2 separate regions of the Mus musculus genome follow, and region 2 is linked to region 1. The links are chromatin loops, found by intact Hi-C in ENCODE. Cell type or tissue: left cerebral cortex. All regions are shown on one strand. Region 1 has its middle 4.9 kb from the start of Ambp. Region 2 holds the start of Akna (AT-hook transcription factor).

The links. Peaks named below come from ENCODE experiments on the same cell type or tissue, not always from the same donor. Only the 100,000 strongest peaks of a DNase experiment are listed, where the experiment ranks them.
Region 2: it touches region 1 in a loop (8-fold over the local background); 2 of 42 quality-filtered maps call a loop at or near these places.

Annotation. Positions count from the first base shown.
Region 1 is chr4:63,157,053-63,161,052 of GRCm38, reverse strand. It overlaps a transcript of Kif12 not described here. Among named protein-coding and RNA genes, the nearest start is that of Ambp, 4.9 kb to the right of the region's middle. In left cerebral cortex, a CTCF peak has its summit at 1,920 (motif pointing left); a DNase peak (open chromatin) is centred at 1,903.
Region 2 is chr4:63,401,118-63,405,117 of GRCm38, reverse strand. Akna (AT-hook transcription factor) reads left to right here and starts at 1,673. Exons shown (of 22, transcript NM_001045514.3): 1 at 1,673-1,899. It overlaps Gm52742 (a long non-coding RNA gene), which reads right to left. Exons shown (of 3, transcript XR_003955424.1): 3 at 2,992-3,947. In left cerebral cortex, no CTCF peak of the experiment used is centred here; DNase peaks (open chromatin) are centred at 1,790, 1,899, 3,320 and 3,855; H3K4me3 peaks cover 1,259 bases; H3K27ac peaks cover 1,845 bases.

The DNA of each region.
Region 1 (4,000 bases):
GCAGATCGCAATGGTCCCCGGGCTCTGGAGTCTCAGCAGGCTTTGCTCTTTCTCAGATTCCATTTGTACATCTTACAAGATATGGGAGCATGGGTGAAGTATTCACCTCTTTGAGACTCAGTTTCTTCTGTGAAGTGAGGATAAAGTTAGTTTATCCTAGAGGAAGCAAAGTGTCCACGGGGACGATAAGATTAAACGTGGATGCACCTGGATGGACCTGTCATTCCTGCAGCTGCCTAGAGAGAACTGGGCTAGCATCTGGCCTCCTGCTATTACAGATGGTGATGTTATCTCTGTTGGCTTCTTCCTTCCTTTGTGGGATGCCCTGGACACTGATAACCCAGGGACAACAGGAGCCAGTCTGAGAAGAGCCAGGACAAAGTTTCCACTGCCTTCCAAGATAGAAGCTGGAGAATCTTTACTTCTTTCTTGAGGAAAGTCCAGTGGCACTTTCTAAGGAGCCCCACTTGCCTCATGGTTGCTGGAAGGAACAACTTCCCCCCTTTCACATGTGTTAGGGTGCATTCACATGGTCAGCCTGAATGGAGAGGGCCCTAAGTGTTCCCTCTACGGAAAGACAAGCTCAGCCTGCAAAGTGCAAGACAGTGACAATATGTTCTTCCTGAGTACCCTCGAACACTTCACAAGTTCCTTCTGGGGCTCTCTTCCTGTTGCTAGATGCCGGTGTGACAAGCTCTGTCTCCAGGACAGCTGGATCTCTGATTCCACAGTGTCCCATATTCTCTCTCTCTCTCTCTCTCTCTCTCTCTCTCTCTCTCTCTCTCTCTCTCTCTGGGTGTGTGTGTGTGTGTGTGTGTGTGTGTGTGTGTGTGTGTGTGTGTGTGTACGCGCACTCTCATGTGCTTGGGGAGACCAGAAGTCAGCCTCAAGAAGAACTCCCAAGTGCCATCTGCCTTGGTTCTGAGGCAGGGTCTTTCACCTGCCTCACAACTGGCAGTGAGCTCTTGGAATATGCCTGTGTTCACCTCTCAGTACTGGCATTGTAAGTAAGCGCATGAACGAACACACACACACACACACAGACACACAGACACACAGACACACACACACACACACACACACACACACCTCTGTGGGTTCTGAGGATAGAACTCAAGTCCTCATGTCTGCGTAGCAAGTGCTATACTAGCCACCCTCCCAGCCCCACAGCGTCACACACTCTAAGCCGTTTCTTCAGATTAAGCCACCAGCTTCCTGCAATCCCAACTGACCCATCTCAGGTCCCATCCACGAAGCCCAGCTCTCTCCACAGAACGAGACCCGTGGTGGGCTTTGTCATCCATCTTTATATGCATCTTTGAACTCTGAGTCACCATCACCCCACTCCAATCAGAACAGAATGCAGAGCCATAGCAGAGAGCGACAGATAGCAAGGGTCACTAGCATTCCTGGACAGCGTGGCTAAGAGGTCTTGCTGGTTTCCAGGGCCCAGGGTTTGGGAGGTCAGCAGAGAGCCTTGGTGCCTGGGGAGTCAGAGCTGGGTTGGTAATAGTTACTTGCAGGTGGCCTCCAACACCTGATCTTTCAACCGCAGTTTCCCTCTCTGTAAAACATGGCTACCAGCATAGTAAGGTCCTGAATAGAGATTTAAGAGAGACACCTGCAGGACACTCAGGTCTCCTGGGTGTCTGACAGCCTGGGTTCCCAGTTCCTGCTTCCCAGCAGAATGCCCCAGGGACTTCAGTTTTGTTTAAGAGCCTATCTCAACCTGCAGCCCTTTACCAGACCTGAGGACTGGCAGGCCAAGGAGGAGGCTCACAGGGCAGTTAAAGCTGGTTAGAAGGAAGAAAGGAAGGCTCTATCTAACCTTGGTTTTTTTCCACAGGCCTTCCCTGCAGGCCTCTGAGCCCCTCCTTGTCTTTGCTTTCTGCAAGTCCTCTGCTGCCCCCAGGTGGACAAGGGACAGTCATGCGTATGACAATCGGGTATGGAGTCGGACAGGCTCAGTGCCATGGGCCTTAGCATTGTGGCTTCCTCAAGTCCACACGTTTGGGAATATTCTCACAAGTGTGAACCATGCATTGTTTCAGCTGTGTCACTTGAGTAAGCACTGTCCCACATGGATGTTTAGATGAAACTGCCAAAGCCAAGAGGGGAAAGGACTGCGCCTGTAGTCCCCTGCGTGTCACTGGACTCTGATACTCAAGTCTCCAGCTGGCCCCTCCATCTCCTTTTCTCGACAAGGTCTCAAGCAGCCCAGTCTGGCCTTGGGTTTAGTGAGTGGTTAAGGATGATCTTGAACTCCTGGTCCTCCACCCTTAACCCCTCAAATGCGGCCATCATGGGTCTGTGCCGCTATGCCCAGCTTATGTAGTTGCCGGGACTCGAACCCTCACACATGCCAGGAAGGCACTTTACTGAGCTAGATCACCAGCCTGGCTTTCTATTTGGCACAGAGTGGGGAATGAAAAGCAGAGTGTGGAACTCAGATGGGCCACGAGGAGCTCCTCTTTCCTCACCGTCATAGCGTCCACCCCTACTCCCACTTTCCATGGTGACTCTGAAAGGACAGCCTGTGACATTAAGCTTGCCTGCACCCACTGGCCTCTGTTCTGCCCTGTGCCCCTGAGGTCCTCACTTGTTCAGTAACAGCTTCTGATGACCGGTCCTTCCCTCTTCCTGGAAGCCGCCTGGGTACTCACTGTCTTCCAACTCTTTCCTGTCTCCCCATTGGTCTCCTGCACCCCAGATGCACTCTCGATCACTTTCTGAACATAAAGAACCCTGTGCCTTCAGGGCAAGGAGCAAGCCCTGGGCCCTGGCAATCCTGCCCGTCCCACCGGCCTAGGCACTCCCCTCTGTCTTCCATGCTCCCTGACTAGGGAGATGTTTTCAACTTAAAATGTTTTGGTGTGTATCTGTTTTATGTGCATACACATGTGTGCACACGAGTGCGAGTGTAGGAGTCAGAGGACAACATGCAGGGGTCAGGCCTTTCCTTCTACCAAATGGGTTTCTAGGATCAAACTCAAGTCAAGTCAAACTCAGCAAGCACCTAAACCTACTGCGCCATCTCACCTGCTCTGGTGTGTGTGTGTGTGTGTGTGTGTGTGTGTGTGTGTGTGTGTGTGTGTGTATGTGTGTGTGTGTGTGTGTATGTGTGTATGTGTGTATGTGTGTGTGTATGTGTATGTGTGTGTGTGTGTGTGCCTGTGTGTGTATGTGTGTGTGTATGTGTGTGTGTGTGTGTGTGTATGTGTGTGTGTATGTGTGTGTGTGTGTGTGTGTGTGTGTGTGTGTGTGTATTAGATCCCAAGTATAATTCTATCTCCATTTTCCTTTTCTTGGACTTTTGTGACTGTGTTCTCAATGCTGAGGTGACACCCCTTCTGGGACCTCATTCCCTGTGCACTCCTGTCTTCCATGTCCACTCTTGGGGTGAATCACTCCCATAGCCTCCATACCCTGCTTTAGACCTATCCTCGTTTGTCTGCCTCCTCCTCAAAGCATGTCAGGGTCCCTATCCTGTTCCTAATGACAAGCTTGAAATAAGGAGCACTTGGATAGCCATGAAGTGGGAGTGTGGGTGTAGGAACAGGTCCGTTTATGTGCCACGTGGGCTGTAAGCTGAGTGACCTTAAATAAGGCCCCATCCCCACTGTGTTCATCTGAAAACTGAGGCCTTTGGTCCCTGCTCTGCTGGGAACCCTTGAGGTTACTGGGTGGGCAACATTCTCCCACGTTCAGATCATTCCAGAATCCTGATGATGCCTATAATCTTTGCCCCGCCCCCTTCAGCTTCCACATTCTACTCTGAGAGACAAAGGAGAAGAGGGGATGGGGGTCCCACTTTCCATCCCTGTAGCCCCTGTTAATGTTTAAGAGTGGTTCAAAGTCCAGGTGGCCTCGGCTGAGGTCCCTGTGTTTGCTCTGGTTAATAATCTCAGGAGTGCAAACATCTGCAGCAAGGACAGAGAGCAGCCCTCTTAGTCATTCAGGCTTCCTCTCCCACCCCACCTTAGCCCGTGGGCATGTTGTG
Region 2 (4,000 bases), 240 kb before region 1:
ACTTAGCCAGATCCTGGCAGCTGGCCCTCAAGAGCATTCATTCATTCCATTCACCCATCAGTCACAAGCCCTTGGAGGAGACCAGACTCTCCCACCTAAGGAGACCCGGGGGCAGAAACTATGGTGATGACATAGGTCCTAAGGTCCCTTACTGCACACTGGGCAGGCCGTCTGTCATGGAATTGACAGCAGCCTCTCCAGGGCAGTGGCCACTCTGGTTAGCCCTGTTCCACAGAAAGGAAAACCATGGCTCTAGCCACTGAGGTCACAGTGCCAGCAGGAGGTGAGGCTGGCATGCTGGCATTGAACTCCCTGGCCTATGGACTCTAAGATTCTCTCCATCACTCTTGGGTGGTCCCCAGCCTGGCTGCTCCCTTGAGGTCCCCCCTCCCCCCCCAGGGCTTTCTGGATGGCAGAGGGTTGACCTCATGTCTCTTCTGTTTCCTGACTCTCTGGGTCAGCAGGGGCAGAGTAGAGAGCCAGGAGCGGACTTAGGGCTCCTGCAGCATCTTCCTTCTACCTGGCTCCTGCCTCCTCCTGCCTGCCCCGTCAGCCTGGATCCTGAAGGTCAGATTCTGTACCTCCTGCCCCGGCCCCTGAGTCCTCTCACATCATATCCTGTTGTCTTCAAGGGCCTCCTGCTTCTCTCAGGTCTCTGCAGCTGCCTTTCTAGAACATTCTCATCAGTCATGCTTGCGGCTTGCTTCTGCCTCTCTGTCCTTCCGGCCGCTTGTGTGACTGTGGCCTCCCCACCCAGACCTTCCTGATAGTCCTGCCTCACCCCCACTCAGCTTGTTACTCTCAGGCCCCTGTCTTCAGCCAGGGCAGGTCCAGCATCTGAGACCTGAAACCTCGGGTGTTTCCCTAGGATCTGCGAGTCCTCAGCCTCAGAGATACCAAAGCAGCAGGAGACGTTGGTCACCAGCCTGTCTCATACTCTGCCTCAGGCACACCTGACATCTTACACACTTCACTATAGAGTGAAGGGCCAGGTGTGATGTGTCTGTGTCCCACCCTGCTTCTTCAGATGGCTACACCTCTCACAGAGGTGAAGGGACCTGAGGAGCCACAGGTTGGCCATGAAGATAATTCTGTTCCTTCATCTCTGGGGCCTCTGAGGGAGAAGCTACAAGAGGAGATGTTCACCTGATCCTCTAGTTCTTCCTTCTTACCTAGACAATTCCAGTGCAGGCTCATCTTATCTCTAGGCATGGACAGTAAGTGGAAGGGCAGAAATCCCTAAGTCTGCCCTGAGATGATGAGACTTGTGTTAGTAGACGAAGTTAAAGCTGGACAGACAGGAGCAAGCGCCAAGGCTGAGGTTCCCCTTTCCCTCCTGTGAGGATGGGCAATGAGACCTACACAGTGGGAGAGGCTTTGATAAAGTCTTCGGTGATGGAAGAGACCAATTTTGGGGTGGGAGTGGAGGAACTGCAGGCTCCTCTTCCTGGGACCGGCATGCAATGTGACTTTAGCCAAGCCTTCTCTGGACTTCCTGCTCGTACAAGCACGGTTGTGGTTGCAACTGAGGTGGTCTCAAACTCAAGGCCTCAGAAGTTCTCTTCCCATCAATGCAGCCCCACACTTGCCCAGCAAAGGGTTAAGCTCTTGGCGCCAGCTCCGCAGAGTAACCCCCCCTCCTTTTCACAAACACTTGTAGGAAATCAGGCTGGGCGCTTCCTGCAAGGAGGAGGAGGCAAGGCAAGGCCTCAGCTGCAGGGGCGGGGAGAAGTGGGGAGGGATGCTTGTCTGTGAGCTGAGGCCGTTCTGGCTGGCAGAGCAGTCTGGAGGCGTTCCAGGCTGCTGTGGAGGCAGGGGGCTCCCCAGGTTTGAAACAAAGACCTTGTGGGCAGCTCCCCTGAGCCCAGGCCGGCAGGATGGTGGTGTAGTACTAGTGAGGTAAGGAGCTGAGCCAGGAGGAGGGCCAGAGGGAAGGCCGCCTTCCCTCTGGATGGGCCAGTCATAGACTCTGGACAACCCTGGCAGGCAGCCCAGCCCAGCCAGGAAATCACAGCTACGCAGCTGCTGCCACTCCTGTCCAGTTCTGGGAGTCCGGCCCCCACGAAAGAGTGGACCCCAAGATGCTAGTTTCCAGTTCCAGATCCAATTTGGTTCCCTTGGTGAACTTGGACCCGTGTTGGTCCCTCTCTGTCCCCCGGGGTGGGCTCATCTCAAGGCCAGTTAGTGCTTGGGTTACTGAGGGTCTCGAGATGTTCGGAAGTGAGGAACAGGCCAGGAGATGACACCCTCCTACCCAAATAAGGGCAGGGACAAAGTGGGGGCCAGGAAGCCAGCTTAGAGCTACAGTAGGACAAGATGAGAGTCAGTAATAGCCTGGCCCCTTGTTAGTTCCTCCCAGGCTCTTTGGGTGAGCCAAGGGACAGTCCGGGGACATCCGTCATGGGTATCTCCACTTGCCGCAGGCCAAAGGCCACTCCTGTGAACAGGTCTATGCCCTGCCACGGATCCAAACTTGCTTTGGAGCCCCACAGCCCAGCCCTTCAAAAGGGTCCAGCAGCTTGGTAAGGAGGTCTTTCCCCTGCCATCCTCCTGCCTCCTATACATCTCCTGGCCTTGGTTTAATAGTCACAGTGTTCTAAACTTCCTGGTTGTTCTCATTAGGTGGGTGCCTCTGTTTCCTCATCGGGATGAGGTTAAGGTGGGGATGTCCTGGCTCTCTCTAGCTGGGTAGCATGGAGATTCTGAATGCCAGGGCTGCTGAAGGTTGAAGCTTCAGTGGGGGAGGATCATCCTGGACACACACGCACACGCACGCACACACACACACACACACACACACACACACACACACACACACACACATGCACGCACGCACGCGCGCGCTCGAGAGAGAGAGAGCTGTATGAAGCAGTGTGTGGGGAACAGGGCATTGCCTAGCTAGTTGCTAAATAGAATCCCTGGAGGGTGTGACAACATGGAGATCAGTTCTGTACAGGTGTTAGGTGATAAGAAGCAAGGACATAGAGAAAGCAGTGTTTGGTGTTTTTTTGGGGAGGGTGGGGTGCAGTTTCTCTGGGGGCAGGTGGGGACCTTTAGCTCAATGGCCCAACCATTAGCAGGACCTAGTTATAGAGGGGCTGGCCCTCCTGGGTCAGGACATCATAATTCGAATCCCCAGCTTCCACTGCTACCCTGACGGCTGTCCAGACTTCCCTGCCTGCCTGTGGCACTCAGGGGCCAGGCCCTGAGCCATCCTTGAAGTTCAGCTTGTATTTTCAGACCTCTGTGTTTTTGTCTGTGCTGTTCCTCTGTCCCGATTCCCCTTCCTCTTTCTCCCCTAGATGTGCTTGGTCTGTTAAAGCTGTCACCAAACTTCCTTCTTCAGTGGTTTTTCTGGATTGCGTCCTCCACGGAGGGTGGGATCTTGGCAAGCATGTGTGTTTCTGTATCCTAGGGGCTGAGAACCTCCAAGTTCATTTGGTGCGTCTCTGAGGGTCAGGGTGCTCACCAGACAGAGGGATGGGTGCAGCAGGAACAGGCCTAGGTGACCACCATTCCCCTTTACAGAGAGGAGCAGTCAGCCAGCCACATGCCTCGAGTGGCTGGAACATACAGGGCTGGCTGGGATCTGCTTGCCTGGTGCTCAGCCTGCTGCTCTATTGCAACTTCATCTCTGCCTGAGGTTGGTACCTATTTGACACTGATGTGTGTTTGTTGATTGACTACCTGACTTGGCCAGTTCCAGGCTCCATGACACTGAGGGCTGTGACTTGCACAGAAGAGTAAGGTCTTTCTCAGGTAAAGCTCACAAGTCGAGGCACTTGAGAAATGGGTGCAAAACTGTAACCACTGACTGTTGCTGCCAGGGATGTGTGGGCTCTCCGGAGAACGGTGAGATTTTTGTGGCTGAGTCATTGCAGCAAACTGGCCGTTCCTCTTTCTGCACGTAGGGGCCTCTGCGATGGTGCAGGCTGCTCTGCGGTGGGCTAGGGGAAAGAAAAAAATGACATTTCAAAAGTCAGAAAACCACATGCTGCAG